2 separate regions of the Homo sapiens genome follow, and region 1 is linked to region 2. Evidence: read pairs that join two places in POLR2A ChIA-PET (ENCODE). Cell type or tissue: Caco-2. All regions are shown on one strand. Links, peaks and the distances in the headings refer to the core of each region. The heading gives the core; the rest is flanking DNA.

Region 1 (8,432 bases), core at 2,798-5,297, 56 kb before region 2:
AGATATGCGGCATTATTTCTGAGGGCTCTGTTCTGTTCCATTGATCTATATCTCTGTTTTGGTACCAGTACCATGCTGTTTTGGTTACTGTAGCCTTGTAGTATAGTTTGAAGTCAGGTAGTGTGATGCCTCCAGCTTTGTTCTTTTGGCTTAGGATTGACTTGGCGATGCGGGCTCTTTTTTGGTTCCATATGAACTTTAAAGTAGTTTTTTCCAATTCTGTGAAGAAAGGCATTGGTAGCTTGATGGGGATGGCATTGAATCTGTAAATTACCTTGGGCAGTATGGCCATTTTCACGATATTGATTCTTCCTACCCATGAGCGTGGAATGTTCTTCCATTTGTTTGTGTCCTCTTTTATTTCCTTGAGCAGTGGTTTGTAGTTCTCCTTGAAGAGGTCCTTCACATCCCTTGTAAGTTGGATTCCTAGGTATTTTATTCTCTTTGAAGCAATTGTGAATGGGAGTTTACTCATGATTTGGCTCTCTGTTTGTCTGTTGTTGGTGTATAAGAATGCTTGTGATTTTTGTACATTGATTTTGTATCCTGAGACTTTGCTGAAGTTGCTTATCAGCTTAAGGAGATTTTGGGCTGAGACGATGGGGTTTTCTAGATATACAATCATGTCGTCTGCAAACGGGGACAATTTGACTTCCTCTTTTCCTAATTGAATACCCTTTATTTCCTTCTCCTGCCTGATTGCCCTGGCCAGAACTTCCAACACTATGTTGAATAGGAGCGGTGAGAGAGGGCATCCCTGTCTTGTGCCAGTTTTCAAAGGGAATGCTTCCAGTTTTTGCCCATTCAGTATGATATTGGCTGTGGGTTTGTCATAGATAGCTCTTATTATTTTGAAATACGTCCCATCAATACCTAATTTATTGAGAGTTTTTAGCATGAAGGGTTGTTGAATTTTGTCAAAGGCTTTTTCTGCATCTATTGAGATAATCATGTGGTTTTTGTCTTTGGCTCTGTTTATATGCTGGATTACATTTATTGATTTGCGTATATTGAACCAGCCTTGCATCCCAGGGATGAAGCCCACTTGATCATGGTGGATAAGCTTTTTGATGTGCTGCTGGATTCGGTTTGCCAGTATTTTATTGAGGATTTTTGCATCAATGTTCATCAAGGATATTGGTCTAAAATTCTCTTTTTTGGTTGTGTCTCTGCCCGGCTTTGGTATCAGAATGATGCTGGCCTCATAAAATGAGTTAGGGAGGATTCCCTCTTTTTCTATTGATTGGAATAGTTTCAGAAGGAATGGTACCAGTTCCTCCTTGTACCTCTGGTGGAATTCGGCTGTGAATCCATCTGGTCCTGGACTCTTTTTGGTTGGTAAACTATTGATTATTGCCACAATTTCAGAGCCTGTTATTGGTCTATTCAGAGATTCAACTTCTTCCTGGTTTAGTCTTGGGAGAGTGTATGTGTCGAGGAATGTATCCATTTCTTCTAGATTTTCTAGTTTATTTGCGTAGAGGTGTTTGTAGTATTCTCTGATGGTAGTTTGTATTTCTGTGGGATCGGTGGTGATATCCCCTTTATCATTTTCTATTGTGTCTATTTGATTCTTCTCTCTTTTTTTCTTTATTAGTCTTGCTAGCGGTCTATCAATTTTGTTGATCCTTTCAAAAAACCAGCTCCTGGATTCATTGATTTTTTGAAGGGTTTTTTGTGTCTCTATTTCCTTCAGTTCTGCTCTGATTTTAGTTATTTCTTGCCTTCTGCTAGCTTTTCAATGTGTTTGCTCTTGCTTTTCTAGTTCTTTTAATTGTGATGTTAGGGTGTCAATTTTGGATCTTTCCTGCTTTCTCTTGTAGGCATTTAGTGCTATAAATTTCCCTCTACACACTGCTTTGAATGCGTCCCAGAGATTCTGGTATGTTGTGTCTTTGTTCTCGTTGGTTTCAAAGAACATCTTTATTTCTGCCTTCATTTCGTTATGTACCCAGTAGTCATTCAGGAGCAGGTTGTTCAGTTTCCATGTAGTTGAGCGGCTTTGAGTGAGATTCTTAATCCTGAGTTCTAGTTTGATTGCACTGTGGTCTGAGAGATAGTTTGTTATAATTTCTGTTCTTTTACATTTGCTGAGGAGAGCTTTACTTCCAACTATGTGGTCAATTTTGGAATAGATGTGGTGTGGTGCTGAAAAAAATGTATATTCTGTTGATTTGGGGTGGAGAGTTCTGTAGATGTCTATTAGGTCTGCTTGGTGCAGAGCTGAGTTCAATTCCTGGGTATCCTTGTTGACTTTCTGTCTCGTTGATCTGTCTAATGTTGACAGTGGGGTGTTAAAGTCTCCCATTATTAATGTGTGGGAGTCTAAGTCTCTTTGTAGGTCACTGAGGACTTGCTTTATGAATCTGGGTGCTCCTGTATTGGGTGCATAAATATTTAGGATAGTTAGCTCCTCTTGTGGAATTGATCCCTTTACCATTATGTAATGGCCTTCTTTGTCTCTTTTGATCTTTGTTGGTTTAAAGTCTGTTTTATCAGAGACTAGGATTGCAACCCCTGCCTTTTTTTGTTTTCCATTGGCTTGGTAGATCTTCCTCCATCCTTTTATTTTGAGCCTATGTGTGTCTCTGCATGTGAGATGGGTTTCCTGAATACAGCACACTGATGGGTCTTGACTCTTTATCCAACTTGCCAGTCTGTGTCTTTTAATTGCAGAATTTAGTCCATTTATATTTAAAGTTAATATTGTTATGTGTGAATTTGATCCTGTCATTATGATGTTAGCTGGTGATTTTGCTCATTAGTTGATGCAGTTTCTTCCTAGTCTCAATGGTCTTTACATTTTGGCATGATTTTGCAGCGGCTGGTACCGGTTGTTCCTTTCCATGTTTAGCGCTTCCTTCAGGAGCTCTTTTAGGGCAGGCCTGGTGGTGACAAAATCTCTCAGCATTTGCTTGTCTATAAAGTATTTTATTTCTCCTTCACTTATGAAGCTTAGTTTGGCTGGATATGAAATTCTGGGTTGAAAATTCTTTAAGAATGTTGAATATTGGCCCCCACTCTCTTCTGGCTTGTAGGGTTTCTGCCGAGAGATCCGCTGTTAGTCTGATGGGCTTTCCTTTGAGGGTAACCCGACCTTTCTCTCTGGCTGCCCTTAACATTTTTTCCTTCATTTCAACTTTGGTGAATCTGACAATTATGTGTCTTGGAGTTGCTCTTCTCGAGGAGTATCTTTGTGGCGTTCTCTGTATTTCCTGAATCTGAACGTTGGCCTGCCTTGCTAGATTGGGGAAGTTCTCCTGGATAATATCCTGCAGAGTGTTTTCCAACTTGGTTCCATTCTCCACATCACTTTCAGGTACACCAATCAGACGTAGATTTGGTCTTTTCACATAGTCCCATATTTCTTGGAGGCTTTGCTCATTTCTTTTTATTCTTTTTTCTCTAAACTTCCCTTCTCGCTTCATTTCATTCATTTCATCTTCCATTGCTGATACCCTTTCTTCCAGTTGATCGCATCGGCTCCTGAGGCTTCTGCATTCTTCACGTAGTTCTCGAGCCTTGGTTTTCAGCTCCATCAGCTCCTTTAAGCACTTCTCTGTATTGGTTATTCTAGTTATACATTCTTCTAAATTTTTTTCAAAGTTTTCAACTTCTTTGCCTTTGGTTTGAATGTCCTCCCATAGCTCAGAGTAATTTGATCATCTGAAGCCTTCTTCTCTCAGCTCGTCAAAATCATTCTCCATCCAGCTTTGTTCTGTTGCTGGTGAGGAACTGCGTTCCTTTGGAGGAGGAGAGGTGCTCGGTGTTTTAGAGTTTCCAGTTTTTCTGTTCTGTTTTTTCCCCAACTTTGTGGTTTTATCTACTTTTGGTCTTTGATGATGGTGATGTACAGATGGGTTTTCGGTGTAGATGTCCTTTCTGGTTGTTAGTTTTCCTTCTAACAGACAGGACCCTCAGCTGCAGGTCTGTTGGAATACCCTGCCGTGTGAGGTGTCAGTGTGCCCCTGCTGGGGGGTGCCTCCCAGTTAGGCTGCTCGGGGGTCAGGGGTCAGGGACCCACTTGAGGAGGCAGTCTGCCCGTTCTCAGATCTCCAGCTGCGTGCTGGGAGAACCACTGCTCTCTTCAAAGCTGTCAGACAGGGACACTTAAGTCTGCAGAGGTTACTGCTGTCTTTTTGTTTGTCTGTGCCCTGCCCCCAGAGGTGGAGCCTACAGAGGCAGGCAGGCCTCCTTGAGCTGTGGTGGGCTCCACCCAGTTCGAGCTTCCCTTCCCGGCTGCTTTGTTTACCTAAGCAAGCCTGGGCAATGGCGGGCGCCCCTCCCCCAGCCTCGTTGCCGCCTTGCAGTTTGATCTCAGACTGCTGTGCTAGCAATCAGCGAGACTCCCTGGGCGTAGGACCCTCTGAGCCAGGTGTGGGATATAGTCTCGTGGTGCGCCGTTTCTTAAGCCGGTCTGAAAAGCGCAATATTCGGGTGGGAGTGACCCGATTTTCCAGGTGCGTCCATCACCCCTTTCTTTGACTCAGAAAGGGAACTCCCTGACCCCTTGTGCTTCCCAGGTGAGGCAATGCCTCGCCCTGCTTCGGCTCGCGCACGGTGGGCACACACACTGGCCTGCGCCCACTGTCTGGCACTCCGTAGTGAGATGAACCCGGTACCTCAGATGGAAATGCAGAAATCACCCGTCTTCTGCGTCGCTCACGCTGGGAGCTATAGACCGGAGCTGTTCCTATTCGGCCATCTTGGCTCCACATTCCCACTAGCTAGCATAGACTTTAGGACAGAGAAGTATAACTTGCCCTTGTCATCAGTATTTTAAGTGTCTTCTGTGAATATAGCTCTGTACTATGTGCTGGGGAAACAGAGAGATTGAGATATGGGTGCTGCTTCCAAAGACTTTCTTTTTTTATGTAAAGGGTTGATTTAAGAAAAAAAGAACTCTAAAATATTTCTTGAATAATTACTATCTAAGTTATTTACAGACATGCATTATTTGAGAATATGTGTTTTGATAACAGAGATTAAGAGACTATCATTTCTGCTAGGTATGTGTCCTGAAATTAAGAAAACTGATTATGGAACTTATTTATATTCTGCTTACATTTTATTAAGCTTACCTCTGCTTGAGTGAAAGTTCTTTATACTTTTTATGACAGCGATTATATTCCTTAATCCAAGATTCTTGTTTCTTTAAAGCGTAAAAATGTTATTCTTCTTAAATTCCAATGCTAATGGATAAAAGAAGATTTGCAGCCTCTTGATGTTCATCATCTACTCCCAGAAAACCAGCAACACAAGGAGAACATGTCCAGGAAATATTTTTGTGTGTGGCACTCCCTGTCAGCTATAAAATTATGAAACCTGGCCAGATGAAGATCGTTTATGCAAATAGCCGTTTATAGACTGAGCATCAAACAGTGGAATGGCCCATCAATAGCTCGTTTGATTCAGTTAAAAGGGAGAAATAATTGTCATGTTATTTCTGCCTCTATCATGGCTTGATTTGATCTCTGGATTAGAAAATCTTCTGTCCTTATTCAGTATATAAGGTTCATATTGATCCCAGATAACCCCTCTGACATAATTATGTTTGCTGTTTGCAAAAGGGAGGCCATTTGCTGCATGGCAAATGGAGCATGTTGGAGGGATCTAAGCGAATTAACTTGTAATTGGATGATTCTTGGTGAAATTTACAATGGTCACTACGAAGAAGTGACCATTGTAAGGGAAGGGAGTCAAGGATGGGAGAGTGGAGGGGGTGTCTGCCTGCAACCAGTAAGTGCAGATTCACACGGGAGGACTAGACAAAAAAAGTTGATGTTTGTGACTTAGCTCCTTAGCCCATTCTACTTCAAATTCCTATCAAAGTGCAGTTATGTATTCTTTTATGTTGGACTGATTCATCATGAATGGAATATCTCGTGATAATCTTTTTCTTATTTCCCTCCTCCCCCACTCTTTTTTTTTATTTTTAAAAGAATTTTACTTTAAATTCTGGGATACATGTACAGAACGGGCAGGTTTGTTACATAGGTATACGTGTGCCATGGTGCTTTGCTGCACCTATCAACCCATTATCTAGGTTTTAAGCCCCGCATGCATTGGCTATTTGTCCTAATGCTCTCCCTCCCATTACCCTCCACCCCCTGACAGGTCCCGGTGTGTGTGTGTTCCCCTCCCAGTGTCCATGTGTTCTCATTGTTCAACTCCCACTTAATAAGTGAGAATATGTGGTGTTTGATTTTCTGTTGCTGTATTAGTTTGCTGAGGATGATGGCCTCCAGCTTTATCCATGTCCCTGCAAAGGACATGATCTCATTCCTTCTTATGGCTGCATAGTATCCCATGGTGTAGATGTACAACATTTTCTTTATCCAGTCTATCATTGATGGGCATTGGGGTTGGTGCCATGTCTTTGCTATTGTAAATAGTGCTGTATTAAACATATGTGTGCATGTGTCTTTAGAGTAGAATGGTTTATATTCCTTTGGGTATATACCCAGTAATGGGATGCCTGGGTCAAATGGTATTCCTGGTTCTAGATCCTTGAGGAATTGCCACACCGTCTTCTACAGTGGTTGAGCTAATTTACATTCCTACCAATAGTGTAAAAGTGTTCCGATTTCTCCACAGTCTCGCCAGCATCTATTGTTTCTTGACTTCATAATCACCATTCTGACTGGCATGAGATGGTATCTCATTGTGGTTTTGATTTACATTTCCCTAATGATTAATGATGTTGAGCCTTTTTCATATGCTTGTTGCCTGCATAAATGTCATCTTCTGAGAAGTGTCTGTTCATATCCTTTGCCTACTTTTTGATGGGATTTTTTTCTTGTAAACTTGTTTAAGTTCCTTGTAGATTCTGGATACTGGACCTTTGTCTAATGGGTAGATTGCAAAAATTTTCTTCCGTTCTGTAGGTTACCTGTTCACTCTGATGATAGTTTCTTTTGCTGTGCAGAAGCTCTTAGTTTAATTAGATCCTATTTGTCAATTTTGGCTTTTGTGGCAATTGCTGTTGGCATTTTCATCACGAAATCTTTGCCCATGCCTATGTCCTGAATGGTATTGCTTAGGTTTTCCTCTAGGGTTTTTATGGTTTTTGGTTTTACATTTAAGCCTTTAATCCATCTTGAGTTAATTTTTGTATAATGTGTAAGGAAGGGATCCAGTTTTAGTTTTCTGCATATGGCTAGCCAGTTCTCCCAGTACCATTATTAAATAGGGAATCTTTTCCCCATTGCTTGTTTTTGTCAGGTTTGTCAAAGATCAGATGGTTGTAGATGTGTAGTGTTATTTCTGATGTCTCTGTTCTGTTCCATTGGTCTATATGTCTGTTTTGGTACCAGTACCATGCTGTTTTGGTTACTGTAGCCTTGCAGTATAGTTTGAAGTCAGGTAGCATGATGTCTCCAGCTTTGTTCTTTTCACTTAGGATTGTCTTGGCTATACAGGCTCTTTTTTGGTTCCATATGAAATTTAAAGTAGTTTTTTCTAATTCTGTGAAGAATGTCAATGGTAGTTTGATGGGAATAGCATTGAATCTGTAGATTAATTTAGGCAGCATGGCCATTTTCACGATATTGATTCTTCCTATCCATGAGCATGAAATGTTTTTACATTCGTTTGTGTCCTCTCTTATTTTCTTGAGCAGTGGTTTGTAGTTCTCCTTCAGGGTCCTTCACATTCCTTGTTAGCTGTATTCCTAGGTATTTTATTCTCTCTGTAGCAATTGTGAATAGGAGTGTATTCTTAATTTGGCTCTCTGCTTGTCTATTGTTGGCATGTAAGAATGCTTGTGATTTTTGCACATTGATTTTGTATCCTGAGACTTTGCTGAGGTTGTTTATTAGCTTAAAGAGTTTTTGGGCTGAGGTGATGGGGTTTTCTAAATATAGAATTATGTTATCTGCAAACAGACAATTTGACTTCCTCTCTTCCTATTTGAATACGCTTTATTTCCTTCTGTTGCCTGATTGCCCTGGCCAGAACTTCCAATACTATGTTCAATAAGACTGGTGAGAGAGAGCATCCTTGTTTTGTGCTGGTTTTCAAAGGGAATGCTTTCAGCTTTTGCCCATTCAGTATGATATTGGCTGTGGGGTTGTCATAAATAGCTATTATTATTTTAACATATGTTCCATGTATACCTACTTTATTGAGGGTTTTTAATATCAAGGGATGTTGGATGTTATAGAAGGCCTTTTCTGCTTCTATTGAGATAATCATGTGGTTTTTGTCATTGGTTTTGTTTATGTGATGGATTACATTTATTGATTTGCGTATGTTGAACCAGCCTTGCATCCCAGGGATGAAGCCGACTTGATCGTGATGGTTAAACTTTTTGATGTGCTACCGGTTTGCTTAGCAGTATTTTATTGAGGATTTTTGCATTGATGTTCATCAGGGATATTGGCCTGAAGTTTTCTTTTTTTGTTGTGTCTCTGCCAGGTTTTGGTATCAGG
Region 2 (8,432 bases), core at 2,774-5,273:
CACCTGTAGTCCCAGCTACTTGGGAGGCTGAGGTGGGAGGCTCACTTGAGCCCATGAGTTCAAGGCCACAGTGAGCTATAATCACATCACTGCACTCTAGCCTAGGCAACAGAGTGAGATCCTGTTTCTAAAAAAGAAAAAAAAAAGAAATAGAGATTGAAAAATAAGAAGTAAATGAGGTCAGGTGACATAATTGTGTATATTAAAAAATCCTAATGAATCTAATAAAAAGCTACTAGAATTAATACTTTAATTCAGTGAGGCCACAAGATATAAGATTGATATGAAAAATCAATTTAATATGAATGGAATTATACAGTATGTACTCTTGTTAAGTACATGCATTGCAAATATTTTCTTGCAGTTGGTAATTTGCCTTTTAGTAAGAGCAGAAATGTTATTTTATTTATTTTTATTTTATTATCTTTTTATTTCCATAGGTTTTTGCAGAGCAGGTGGTATTTGGTTACATGAGTAAGTTCTTTAGTGGTGATTTGTGAGATTTTGGTGCATCCATCACCCAAGCAGTATACATTGTACCCCAATTTGTAGTCTTTTATCCCTCACTCCCCAGCAGAAATTTTAAAATTTGATGAAGACCAATTTATTAATTTTTTTCTTTGTGGTTTTGTTTTGTTTTGTGCTCTATCCAAAAATCTTTGTCTACTTCAAAAATATGAAGAATCCTAGCCCATGTTTTTTTCTAGAAGTTTTACAGTTTTAGCTTTAACTTTTTATCCCTGATACATTTTGATTTAAGTTTTGTATATGGTGTGAGACAGAGGTCACATCCATATGGATGTCTCATTGCTCCGGTATCTGTTGTTGAAAAAAAATTCATATTTAAATATATTGGCACTTTTATCAAAGTTCGATTTGTCATGTGTTTGTTTCTATATTTCCTATCTGTTTCTTTTATCTGTATGTCTTTGCTGTGTCAGTTGCACACTGGATTATCCTCACTTTATAGTAAGTCTTGAAATGATGCAGTATAAGTCCTCCAACTTTGTTGTTCTATTTTGAAATTGTTTTGTGCTATCCTAAGTCTGTTAACTTCCATATAAATTTTGGAACCAGATTGTCATTTTTGACACACAAAAAAAAAACCCTGAGAGATTTTTATTGGGATTGCATTGATGTCATAGATCAATTTGGAGAGAATGATTTCCTTAAAAAATATTGAGTCTTCCAATCCATAAACATTTTATATTTCTCCATTTGTTTATATCTTCTTTAATTTATTTAAACAATATTTTGAAGGTTTTCTCCCCATCTATTTGTATTGCACTTATTTTGTTTAATTTCTCCCTGAGTATTGCCTGCTTTTAAGATAATATTGTTAAAGGTGTTTTTAAAATTTTCATTTTTCAATTTTTCCACTGTGGTAATGTTTGGAAATACAATTGATGTTACAAGATCAGTTCCCCCAGGGCTTAGGCTTCACCTTAACAACTTTCGTTTATCCACAATACTGGGAACTGTGGCTTAGACATACAAAGCAATTGGTAAATATATGTTTAATTTAATGAATTTATGCTTGAGGATTATTTTAGCTCAAAGTCTAAGTTCAATCAGTGAAGCATTAAAGTTTTAGTCCCCAGAAAAATAGAGATGCCATATATTCTTTGTAAACTTTAAAAATCTTGTGGCCGGGCGTGGTGGCTCACGCCTATAATCCCAGCACTTTGGGAGGCTGAGGCAGGCGGATCACTTGAGGTCAGAGGTTTGAGACCAGCCTGGTTAACATGGTGAATTCCAGTCTCTACTAAAAATAGAAAAATTAGCCTTCTACTTGTCAAAAAGGCACGAGTAATTTCTGCATGTATGGATTCTGCTGCATATATATTTTGACTAATAAGCCCCTGGAAAAAAAAGGGACACCTTCTCAGAAGTTGGCAGTGTTTTTCCTTTGCCTGATAGCATGTTATAGTGGACCTGGCTACTAGAGTCAATCTTCTGAGTCGAAAACTAGTTCTCTTACTTACTGATAGTTTTGTCCTGAGTTGTTCAGAATCTGAATGGTTTCTATCCTTTTCAATTTATTGAGTTGTTCTATGGTCCAGAATATGGCTTGTGTTGGTGTGTGTTCTGTGAGCACTCAAAAAGAATATGTATTTGTAGTTTTGTGTATAGTATTCTGTAAATATAAAGTCAAGTTGTTTGACAGCGTTGTTCAAATATTTTTATCCTGATTTCTAATTATTCTACCAATTATTGAAAGAAAGGTGTTGATATTCCCAACTATAATTATAGATTTGCTGATTTCTTCTTGCACTTTATCAGTTTTTATTTCTGGTATTTTGAAACTGTTTTTAGGTGCGTATGTATGCACACCTAGATTATTATGCCTTGTTGATGAATGAATTCCCTTATTATTATGAACTATCCCATTTTATGTTGGATAATATTCCTTGATCTGAAGCTACTTTATCTGATATTAATATAGCCACTGAAGCTTTGTTATGATTAGTATTTGCATGGTATATATTTTTCCATACTTTAATATATATGGGTCTTATATTTATAGTAGATTTCTTGTAGATCGTGTACAGTTGGGTCTTACATTTTTCTCTAGTCTGACAACTTTTCACTTTTAAAAATTAGCGTGTGCAAGGAACAGAAAACCACACACCGCATGTTCTCATTCAGAAGCAAGAGTTGAACAATGAGAACACATGGACACAGGGAGGGGAACGACACACACCGGCGCCTGTCATGGCTTGCGGGGCGAGGGCAGGGAGAGCATCAGGACAAATAGCTAATGCATGCGGGACTTAAAACCTAGATGATGGGTTGATAGGTACAGCAAACCACCATGGCACATGTATACCTATGTAACAAACCTGCACATTCTGCACATGTATCCCTGAAACTTAAAGAAAAATAAAAAAAAATTGGAGTGTACAGACCATTTATAGTTAACATAATTATCAACATAATTAATTTTAATTTTATTACCTTACTATTTTTTCCACTTTGCTCATCTCCTTTTTTTTTTACTTTTTCTTGTTTTTGATTAGTTCATTATTTTTAATATTCCAATTTATTTTCTCTATGACTTATTAGTGATTTTGCTTTTTTTTAGGGTGTGTTTTATGATTTACAATATACATTTTTAACTTATCATAATCTACCTTCAAAAACTGTTATGCCACATTACATATAATAACAATCTTACAAAGTATTTTTAGTTTTCTCCCTCCTGTCCTTTTTATTTTGGTTGTCATACATTTTATTTCTGTATCTATTTAAATTTCACAATGTAGCGATGTAATTTTTTGCTTTAAACAGTCCATTTTAAATAAATTACATTGAAAATATTTTTAATATGAACATTTTTTTCTCATATTTACTATAGCTGATGCTTGTAACTTCTTTGTATAGATCTGAGTTTGGACTGATATTACTTTTTTCAGTCAGAAGATTATTTTTAATATTCCTTATAGAGCATGAAATTCTCTCAGCTTTTTTTAGTTTAAAAATACCTTCATTTTTGAAGGATATTTTCAGTGGACATAGAATTCTAAGCAGTTTTGGGGATTTTCTGGCTTATTTTTGTCAGCACATTAAATACATTGTTTTATCTTCTAATTTGCATTGTTTCTGACAAGGTCAGGAGTAATTCTCTTTCTCTGTTTGTATTGTAACTTTTTTTTTTTTTGCCATCTTAAGATTTTTTTTTTTTCTGAAAAACCATCTTAAGATGGGTTTTCAGAAATGTTATTATAATGGGCTTAGGTGTGCTTTTTGTTTGTTTTTATCCTACTTTTGTTCCACTGAACTTCTTGGATTTGTGTGTTTATGGTTTTCATTAAATCTGCAAAATTTCTGTGCACCACTATGTCTTCAGAGTTGTTTTTCTATTCCATGCACTATTTCCTCTATTCTAGGGTGCTTCAAATACATGTATATCAGACAACTTGATATTGTTCCATAGGTAACTGAGGTTCTCATTTTTCTGCAGCTTCTTTTTTTCTCTGTACTTCAATTTGATTCATTTCTATTGCTTATTTATTAAAGTTTATTACTCCTTTATTTTGCATTTTAAAATCTCCTAATATACCCTTCCAGTGAAGTTTTCATTTTGGATACTGTATTTCTTAGCCCTAGAAGTATCACTTGTCTCTTTTATATAGCTTCCATTTGTTTACTATTTCTATATTTGCTTTAGTGCTTGACCATATTTATAATAGCTATTTTCAAATCTTTGTCTTTCTCTGAGTCTGTTTTTTTAAAACTGCCCTTTCATTTATGAATTATATTTTTTCTCTTTGCATACCCAGTAATTTATTATTAGACACTGGACATTGTAAAGGTTACATTATTGAGTATCTGGATCTTATTGCCATCCTTTCAGGAGAGTTGAAGTTTGATTTGGAAGGCATCTAAGAGCACTGAAGAATAGTTTGCTCCTTTTAAGTGTTGTTTTTAAGTTTTGTAAGGGAAGGTCTAGAGTAGCTTTAACGCTAGGACTAGTTTAATCTTACTACAAAGGTGTAATCCTCCTGGATTTCAACTGAATGCCCCAGGTTTCAGTAAATTCTCTACATTCTTCTTGGTCAGTACACAGACATCTCCCAAACTCTGTGTGAACTCTGGGGATTGTTCTTTTTACTGCTTCTCAAAAATTGTTCTTTGCTTTGTTTCATGAAGGTTCTCCTAAGTAGGTACTACGTAGCATTTAGAAAAAGACTCAAGGGTACCTCACTGCAGAGTTTCAAAGTTGCTTCCTTGTGAAGCTCCCTCTGGTTCTGCAAATACCAGTTATCTTAGACTTGTCAAACTTCAATATCTGTCTCCTTCACTTAGCAAGACTGCCATGTGATAGCTTAGCTTGGTTCAGCCTTTCTCCTCACAATCTTTCAAGAAGTGCCTCTAGGAAAAGAAAGACCCTGGGCAATAGTGGGGCTCGGTGTTTCCCTTATTTTAGGGATTATAATCCTATGCTGCCACCTGTTGTTAAATGCCTGAGTTTTATTTTATATGTGTATATATATAGTTATATATATATATTTCACACGTATTTCACACATATATTTCACACATATGTTATACATATATATATGTTTCATTCATATGTATATATCTTTTTTTTCTCCTGATTTTTAGCTGTTTATGGCAGGAGGGCAATTTTAGTACCAGATAGCCTGTCATGGATGGAAGCAGAAGTCCCTGTTTTAATTTGTAAGATTTTTAATGTGTTATATTTTGTTTATTCAATTACTGATTTAAAAGCTTATTTATTCTATGGACTAGGTCTTTTGAGACTGAATCAAGTCAAGTGCAACAGAGTAATAAATGCCTAAAATAAAATTTTGGACATGACCAATTTATTAAAATGTGTTCATATGACAGAGACAGACAGAGAAAGAGCATGAGAGGGAGAGAGATTAAAAGAGTTTCACAATCATTTATTCATATTGAGGGAACCCCTCAACATATAGTTCAAGGTGCTGAATGATAACAACTTTTCAGGGATGGACTACTTGTAAGCCGTTCATACGTCTACACAATTACCCCTGCAATGATCAATCTCACTGTAGGAATGGTTGGAATATAATATTTTTTATAGTGCCTATGTTCCTTGTATGTTTAAGGTTAGTTATCTAGGAAATTTGCAGTTTTTACAGATTATCATAGATTTTTATTCAGAATGAATGTAGGTAGTTATATATACTTTCAACATTTCTATTTTCTTTCTGATAGTTACATTTTCCCTCCCTCTGGCATGTTAGGGGCTGGAGGGGCAGATGCTTGATATGCCCCCAATGTGACACTGTGCCTCCTTTTCTTACTCCCACTTTTTCTTCTTTTTCTTTCCAGTTTTGTGTATTCTTCCATTTTCCAGTCTTGGTTACTCAAGAAGCAGTAGATAATGAGGACAGTAGTGCTTAGGGCTGGTTTAGAAGAGGAAGAGTTTTGCTTCATTACTTCCTCCTTCACATGGCTCGGTCACCTCTGAATTATGACTCATATAAATGTAGCATAAAGCTACATTCAGGCTCTTTTGAGGCTTCATGAAAGCAGAGCTTGTATATTGAAATTTGAGAAAGAACCACTCTTAGGGGCAGATCGACGCAATCACCAGTGGCTTTTAGTTCCATCATAATGTAGCTTCTTTCATGCCCACTCTAATGAAATAGGAATGCTGCATTACTGCAAACTGATTTCTGTTTCAGTTGAGAGAGCTTATTTAAGGGCAAGATGGAACAAAGAGAGAATGTGTGTTTGCTTAAGTATATGCAATTTGTATCTATTGGATTAGAAAAAAAATTTTAATTTAACCTTTTTTGTATTGATGTGACTTTTTTTCACCTGCTAATTTTTCTGAAGGAAACATCTGTAAAGTTGACCTTCAGCATTACAGAAAATAGGTCACTTTCCTAAAATATATTTTAAAAATACTCTTCTCAATGATACAGACCATAGAAATATCTATTTTTTCCTGGTCACTGATATTTTAAGAACTTGATGGGTTTGATCAACATTGAAAAAAAGTATACATACATTTACACTCATGAGATTTTACCTTCAATCTAAGATGTCTTTAAAGACCATCCATATACTTCATGTTAAGGCAATACTTTGGATTAAGGTGGAAGAGGAATGTATATTTTACTTGAGGCAGGGAACTGACATGTGGTAAGTATCTTTTTTTTTTTTTTTTTTTTTTTAACGAGGTGAGTCTTGCTATGTCACACAGGCTAGTCTCAGGTGAGTCTTGCTGTGTCACACAGGCTGGACTCAAACTCCTAGGATCAAGGGATCTGCAACCGTGCCCAGTTGAGCATCTCTTTCTTAATGTACATTATTTCATTTAACCTTTTTTGACATGGATTGTTTTATCCAAAAATGGCAGAAACAATATTTTTAGTCTCACGTGCTCTTCTAAAATACTACCACCTGAACTTATGGGTCCTGTGTTACTGTCTCAATAAAAAGAATGCTTCAGAAGTGCCATACATGACTTTAAAATATATAAATCTAAGGGGTACAAGTGCAGTTTTGTTACATGGATTTATTGTTTAGTGGTGAAGTCTGGGCTGTTAGTGTAACCGTCACCCAAATAATGTACATTGTACCCATTTAGTTATTTCTTATCCCTCACCCCTGCCTTTACCCTCCCACCCTTCTGAGTCTCCAGTGTCTATTATTCCACACTCTATGTCCATATACATGACTACTGAGGCTAATTCATAAAAGGCAGTACTTCTTCCTGGCTCACTACTTCTCTCACGTTCTTGGAAACCTGCCACCCATGTTGTTTGGAAGCCCAGGACACATAGACTTTATATGTAGGTGTTCTGGCCAACAGCCCCAGTAAGATCTCAGCCAACATCCAGTATCGACCATTAGACATGAGTGTGAACAAGCCTTCAGAGGATTTCAGGTCATAGCCTACAAGTTATCCACAGATATTAAGTCTACCCACTGAGGTCTCAAATATCATGGAGCAGAGACAAAATGTGAATTTAGCCTTCAGTTTTTGAAGTGCCCCTGCTAAGGCTGAGTTGAGCAGAGATGAGCAATCCACACAGAATACTCCTCAAATTGCAGGTTTCTGAGCAAAATAAGTGTCATGCTTTCAATTCATTAAGTTTTAGGGTGATTTTATTGGCAGCAGTAGATAGCTGGATCACATTTGGTTCCAGGAATTGAAGCGTAGCTAAAACTAAACCTAATACATGTGGCAATAGCTTTAGGGTCAGAGGCAGGTGGAAATGGGAAATGTCTTTAGGGGAGTGTTACTGAAAACTTAAAAGAGATCAAGGAAGCTATCAGAGGAAGCCTGGTGACCTTGAAAAGGCTGTTGGTGAGAACTTGAAGAAAAGAGAGGAAAATGTTTTTGGAAGCTGGAGGAAAGGGGACTCATGTAGTGGCAGAAAGCTTAGCAATAATGTCTCCTGCAGTAAAATGGAAAATAGGAAATATACCTATATTCTAGCTAAAGAGTTTTGCAGAAAGAGGGTTGAAAGTGCTTTGCCTTCTGTCTGCTTCCTAGCTGCCTGTAGTAAAATGCAAGGAAGAGAGATGAGCTAAAGAAAGCACTGTTATATATAAAGTCTCCAGGACTTGCTAGGTTGGAAAAGAAAACTGTTTCTCATTCCCAGCCTCTCCAGATGGCAAATGATGCTAAAATTAAGATGTGGCTTCTGAGCAGAGATCAAATCCAGGGTGCTGTCAGGAAAACATGGTCTAAAGATAAAACCTTTTGTTAAGGCCTCATAAAGTTTTGAGATAGTGTATTTTAGACCATTTTGAACAGAAAAAAGCCCACTAATGACCTTAAGGGGTGTTTCACAGACTACTTCCATATAACAATAGCGTTTCTCAAAATCTTAAGGGAAGCATTCTTAAAAAGAGCCAAAGTTAGAAAAAGTCTTATCTCTGTGGGATTTGGGCATGTGGCTTTTGTCTAATGGAGTGGATTA

The links. Peaks named below come from ENCODE experiments on the same cell type or tissue, not always from the same donor. Only the 100,000 strongest peaks of a DNase experiment are listed, where the experiment ranks them.
Region 1: POLR2A ChIA-PET joins it to region 2 with 16 read pairs; 2 of 35 experiments call an interaction of 5 or more read pairs at or near these places.

Annotation. Positions count from the first base shown.
Region 1 is chr2:157,562,636-157,571,067 of GRCh38, reverse strand. The region is part of intron 2 of ACVR1C (activin A receptor type 1C); the gene reads left to right. Among named protein-coding and RNA genes, the nearest start is that of ACVR1C, 62 kb to the left of the region's middle. In Caco-2, for the core only: no CTCF peak of the experiment used is centred there; a DNase peak (open chromatin) is centred at 4,234; H3K4me3 peaks cover 412 bases.
Region 2 is chr2:157,506,468-157,514,899 of GRCh38, reverse strand. No RefSeq gene overlaps it. Among named protein-coding and RNA genes, the nearest start is that of CYTIP, 67 kb to the right of the region's middle. RefSeq lists an enhancer at 1-97. In Caco-2, for the core only: no CTCF peak of the experiment used is centred there; no DNase peak of the experiment used is centred there.